2 separate regions of the Homo sapiens genome follow, and region 2 is linked to region 1. A link is a loop called in an ENCODE intact Hi-C map of the cell type or tissue named here. Cell type or tissue: IMR-90. All regions are shown on one strand. Each heading gives the region's core, and the rest is flanking DNA. Links, peaks and the distances in the headings are about the cores only. Region 1 overlaps GLIS3 (GLIS family zinc finger 3). Region 2 overlaps GLIS3 (GLIS family zinc finger 3).

Region 1 (2,918 bases), core at 303-2,802:
TAGGGTATGTGCAGTGGTAGTTACATCTGGTGGTTGAGGTCAAATTGTGAGAGACATTGAATTTCTGATCCTGTGAAGTTTGGACAACTCGTGTAAGGACAAAGAAATGGTTAAAAGCACGTGCACATGGTAGGCACTTTAACATAGCTGTCTTTTAGAAGGATAATTGTATTAGGCCATTCTTGCGTTGCTATAAAGAAATACCCAGGACTGGGTAATTTATGAGAAAAGAGGTTTAATTTGCTCACAGTTCTGCAGGCTTTACAGGAAGCATAGTGGCATGTGCTTCTGTGGAGGCCTCAGGAAGTTTCTACTCATGGCGGAAGGGGAAGCAGGCGACATGAACATCACTTAGCAAAAGCAGGAGCAAGAGAGAGAGTGGGGTGCCACCATTTTTAACAACCAGATCTCATGAGAATTCACTGACTATTGCGAGGACAGCACCGAGGGGATAGCGCTAAACCATTCATGAGAAATCCGCCCCCGTGATAAAGCTAGTCACCTCCCACCAGGCCCCACCTCCAACAGTGGGAATTACACTTCAACATGACATTTGGGCAGGGACAAATATTTATAATATGTCAATAATTTTGATGGTTCTCAGAAGGATAGAATGGGCAGGGGAGAAAGGGTCAGTGTAGAGATCAGTGGGGATTTTAATTCTGGCTATCACGTGGACAGGATAAAATGAGAGGGTGGCAGTGGCCATCAAGAAAAGTGAGGTCTGAGAGATACTACAGAAGGAGAAGTGGTGAGCTCTGCTGGTACAGGAAGACACCAGCAATCTGGAGAGAAACAAAGCATCTTCAAAATGCAGAGTAAGAAATGAGAAGAAAAAAGAACCCTTAGAAAATATCAATGCTTAAATGGAGGAAAGATTTAAAAAAAAAAAGCCATCAGTGATAGAGGCAAACTGATTGATTATAAAGGCGGAATGACAGTAGAGAAAAGCACAGTGGTGGGAGTTTGAGCAAGGAGTGTTCCTTAGTGTCTGACCATTGCTTTACTTGACCTGAAGTCAAGTCAAGATTGAGAGAGAGCTTTTTATTTATCCATTCCTTCATTTGCAAGCTGTTTTGTTGTTTCTGTTGAGTATATAATTTTATGTATAAACACTAACAAGATCATTTTCTATGTGCTTTTTTTTATTCCTCCCAAAAGTTTTTGCATTGCGTTGTTTGTAAAACTTGATAGCCACTTTTCATCTAGGATGGAGTCACCCTTATCTGCGTCTTTTTGACCTGCATCAATATGAATGCAAGAGGCTTCTTTAAGAACACAATGCCAAGCATTTTGGAAGATTCCTGTGCATGGATTGAGATGTACAGATTAATGGCCACAGTCCTAACGTGGTGTTCTAGAAACAGCGTCAGTCCACACGAGGAGGAAGCCAAGGAGTTTGTTAGGTCACCAGAGCTCGGAGCTTGAAGCGCAGCTTTACTGTACGGCATGCTTCTGTTGTTTATAACTTTCTGTAATGTGTGATAACAAAGAGCAGTGTGTGGTAACAAAGAACACTCTGTTACCACGAGTTATTTTAACCACCATCCTTCGGCTGCTCAGCCTTTTTTCCCCTTCTTCCTCACAGCTCTGTTTCTGGCTCCATGTCTCCGTCACCCACTTCCACCTCCTCCCCAGCTGCTCCTCCTCGTCTCCTTGTGTGAAGTCCTTTCCCGTGGCTGTTTCTTCTCCACCACGCGAACCTGCTGGAGGCTCTTGGCTTGATAGCATTAGCAATTTGCCATTATTTTTTCCTCTCCTTGCGCATGCATTTCTACCAAAGGTTCTTCAAATGTAGAGAACCGCAAGATAAGAGATATCCCACAGGCCCCTCTAAGTTTAAGGGGAGGCTAGGAATTTGTGTGTGTGTGTGTGTGTGTGTGTGTGTGTGTGTGTGTTAGAGAGAGGAAGGAAGGAGAGAGAGATTACACATTGCTGGCATCATATCACTCTGCTGTTGGTTTGAGGGCTTCGTAGTCTTTTTCTCCCCTCCCAAAGGAGTTCTTGCTGTCTTTTTAATACTACCAAGCCAGAAACACAGAATGGGCTTTTTAAAAACAGACCTGGAAAAGTTGCTGTGTTTTGTTCTAAAAATCCTGGCCTCAGACTCTGAATGGTAACAGAGCCTTGAGCAGCTCCATCTGAACTCCTGGAGAGAGGCAGGAAGTCATCTGCAATAGTGTAAATGGTGATGAACCCAGAGTAGTTAAACAGAGGCAGTTTCTTTCTCTAGAGATGATTTCTACATGCGTTGGCTTTTATTCTGGCATGAAGTAGCAAGTGAAACCAGAAATTATTGATGTAAGCAAATGGTACATAGGGCAAGAGTACTGTAAGCTTAGCTGGTCATCTTGCATAGATTTCAAGGTAGAGGGTAATTTTTATAGCTCTCCTTGCACTTTCTGCAGTGGATTTTTTCTTGTGTTTTTGGCTTGGTTTATAAAACACACCTGAGATATTTTTCTTGACCTCATTACTTACTCTTAAACATTGTCATACACATCTTCAGTGGTATAAATCATACCAAGAAGGAACATAAAAAATAACTCCGATTTTAACTAAAAAGTTCCTACCTATAGATTGGCTGTATGACCTATGGAAAGTAAATTAATGTTTCAATTTCTCAGGTATTTTTACCCATAGAATGGGAGAATTGAACAACATAAATGGCAACATCTTCTCCACTTCAAACATTCATTAGTAACAGGACAAATTCAAGGCTGGGAGCTGCATTTCACCTAGTATTTAAATTCCATGTATCTAGTAGCAGCTACCTAGAGGGCTGTGGTAAGGATTATGGACTGCCAGGCTCAGTGAAAAGAGTAGGGTATTGATTAGTGATGTCTGCTTTGGTGCAATGATGAGGAGTAGTGGCACATGTTTTGTGCTCTATTGCTGCCCAAATTCTAGTAAGAGGG
Region 2 (2,918 bases), core at 168-2,667, 57 kb before region 1:
CGTATGTCAAATCATCACATTATACATCTTACATTTACACAGTTTCTGCTTGTCATTTATGCTCCAGTAAAAGCTGAAAAAAGACACATATCTTTATTCTTTTTTTCTGGATATTTTGCAAGGTGAGTATGTCAGAGAGTAGGTTTGGCTAACTAGTACCCAACAGCTATAAGAGAGAAGAAAGGGAAGCGGATACCTGTGAAATTTGGCCAAAGTGATTTATTTCCTCACTGATCTTTCAGCCTTAAAACATAATTTGATTTCTCAAAATTTCTCTGAAACATGCATATCCTTAAGTGTGAAAATTTCATACACTTAGATGGGTTAGGTTTGGAAGGAAATTGTATTGATTCCATTTTGAGAATTTGGAGTTAGTATGAGCTTGTTGAGATTAATGTCTAACAGTCTTCCTTATTGGAAATACTTTGGAGATCTCTTCATAATTTTTCTGCCCATTGTAAGGTGCTAATATTACCCGATGACTTTTGGGGATTTATTATAATATTTTATTTCAAACTGGATTTGTTTCAAGGTTTGTATTCCACTCATTGTATAAGAAGATCAAAGTGAGATTTCTGCCTGTAGTTTTGTTATTTTTGTTTTGCTACAGAATGTTTAGAACACAGGAGACCACATCCTGGCAGAGTTTATAATTTGATTCACCTGGAACAGTTGAATGAGGAGGCACTCTAACCCCCAAGCTAAGGCCTCTACTTAATTGACTCTTTGATAATTAGGAAAGGATTTTGTTTCTCTCCTTCTCATTAACATTGAAAACCATAGAATCTTATGTTGTTTATTATGTGTTATTTACTCTCTTCTAAGACTTTGTATATTATTCAGGGAATAAGCTATCAACTTGATTAACATTTAACTTTTTCTTCATGTTTATTCTCAGCTTTAGCATTCAAATTCAGATAAATACTGCTACTTTTAAAATAGTATTATTTTAGGGAGAACATAAGCACAACTCTTAATTTAGATTTTTTCATACTGGCATCAATATGTATTATGGTTGCTTTTTCATTTTGATGGGAAAGAATTTGGGTTGTAAGTGAGCACCTACTCTGTTCTTCCTCATTTTTTGACCTAATTTCAGATATGATTAGTTGGGAGTTATTGCTGGTACCGTGTCTGGATTCGCATCTACAAGGTGCAGAGATGAAAGTCACATTTACTTCGATACTAACTCATGTTCCAATCATGTTTACAGAAATGCTTACATTACTCTAGTTCTCTTATAAGTTAAAAAATAGCATTAAATAAAAGAAACAGAAGGGAATTACATTATGTAGGCCTCAGCCAGATTGCCTGTGTGTTGAGATTTGTGATGTTAAAATTGTATTTTTATATTTTGGTATTTTAGTTAAAGTTATGTGATTTTATACAATGACAAATTTTCTGAGCCAAAAGGTAGATATTTCAGCCTTCCTACCTCTCCAATTTTCAGCAAATCTGTAGTATGACTTATTCTACCAATTTATGTATACAAGAAATGGTTGTTTAAATTATTTCCTTTAAATCACAACAAATCAGATGCCAAGATTCCATCTTACTCATTAGTGGGAAATTTAATCTCAGTTATTGCTAGTTGGGGTGGCCTGATACACTACCAAGGTGACACAGAATCCCAGGGTGTTTGTAGAGAGCAGAACATTCCAGGAGCTTTTCTGTGTTCTTGGTTCTTCAGGTTACTGCTGAGATGCCCTTTGACCAAGCCCCACATAGCCTCTAGGAGTCTGCTGCTCTGTGCATTGCTTGGACACAGGAGGTTTTGCTGGAGCTGGGAGCCCAGGCCCGAAGGTCTGGCCTTTGTATTTTGGCCAGGCAGCCATACCTTTTACCCCCACTGCCTTCCTTGGGAGCTGTCTTGCTACTCAGGGACCATCAAACTGTTGTTCTTCCCAGACTTTGGGCAATCCCACCTCTCTCTCTCCTTCTGTCTCCCTCCTAGAGGCACTATCCTCTTTCAGAAGGCTCTGCCACCTTCAGAGCACCTGGAATAATCTCAGTGAATTTAGATTTCTACACAAGACTGTGAGAGAGGATGAATTTGGCCAGGCACGGTGGCTCACACCTATAATCTCTGAACTTTGGGAGGACGAGGAGGGTGGATCACCTGAGGTGAGGAGTTCGAGACCAGCCTGTCCAACATGATGAAACCCCGTCTCTACTAAAAATACAAAAAATTAGCTGAGCGTGGTGGCACGCGCCGATAATCCCAGCTACTCAGGAGGCTGAGGCAGGAGAATCGCTTGAACCCAGGAGGCGGAGGTTGCAGTGAGCTGAGATTGTGCCACTGCACTCCAATCTGGGCAATAAGAGCAAAACTCCGTCTCAAAAAAAAAAAAAGATAAATTCAAACAGTGTCTACTCTTGGCCCTTTTATAATAACCTCTCTTGAGACGAAGGAGCACAAAATACAAATAATAGCTCGCTGAATTTTCTTGCCATAAACATGAGCTGCTGAATGGGCTTTGGAGCTCAGAGTTAACAATTACAGTCTAGAGGAGGAAAGGGTATCTGGCCTATGAGATAGTTGAGCAGCTCTGGGGGACTTCTGGGAGGAAGCTGGGTACTTTCCATTTCTTGGAAATAGGGGTGACTTCATTTTAATGCAAAATAATGTAATCTTCATTACTATTTTCCTTCCCTCTGGGTCTGAGGCTTCTGGGCATCCCATCTGGACTTGCAAGCCCATGCAGAATATGGAGCAGAAACAATTTATGATAGAGAATGTGTCTTTTTGGACAGTAATGGGAAATTACTGCTTAGGGAAAAACAAAGGTAGTCTGGTGGCTTTTTTTGTTCTGTTTTGTTTTTGTTTTTTGGGGACAGGGTCTCACTTTGTCACCCAGGCTGGAGTGCCGTGGTGCCATCCTGGCTCACTGCAGCCTTGACCTCCCAGGTTCAAGCAA

The links. A loop is a pair of places that touch in the nucleus more often than their neighbours do. Peaks named below come from ENCODE experiments on the same cell type or tissue, not always from the same donor. Only the 100,000 strongest peaks of a DNase experiment are listed, where the experiment ranks them.
Region 2: a loop joins it to region 1, with 8 times the contacts of the local background. A loop is called at or near these places in 9 of 110 quality-filtered maps.

Annotation. Positions count from the first base shown.
Region 1 is chr9:4,083,237-4,086,154 of GRCh38, reverse strand. The region is part of intron 4 of GLIS3 (GLIS family zinc finger 3); the gene reads left to right. Among named protein-coding and RNA genes, the nearest start is that of GLIS3-AS1, 190 kb to the right of the region's middle. In IMR-90, for the core only: no CTCF peak of the experiment used is centred there; DNase peaks (open chromatin) are centred at 1,454 and 2,234; H3K4me3 peaks cover 574 bases; H3K27ac peaks cover 1,141 bases.
Region 2 is chr9:4,140,237-4,143,154 of GRCh38, reverse strand. The region is part of intron 2 of GLIS3 (GLIS family zinc finger 3); the gene reads left to right. Among named protein-coding and RNA genes, the nearest start is that of GLIS3-AS2, 160 kb to the left of the region's middle. In IMR-90, for the core only: no CTCF peak of the experiment used is centred there; a DNase peak (open chromatin) is centred at 1,554; H3K27ac peaks cover 750 bases.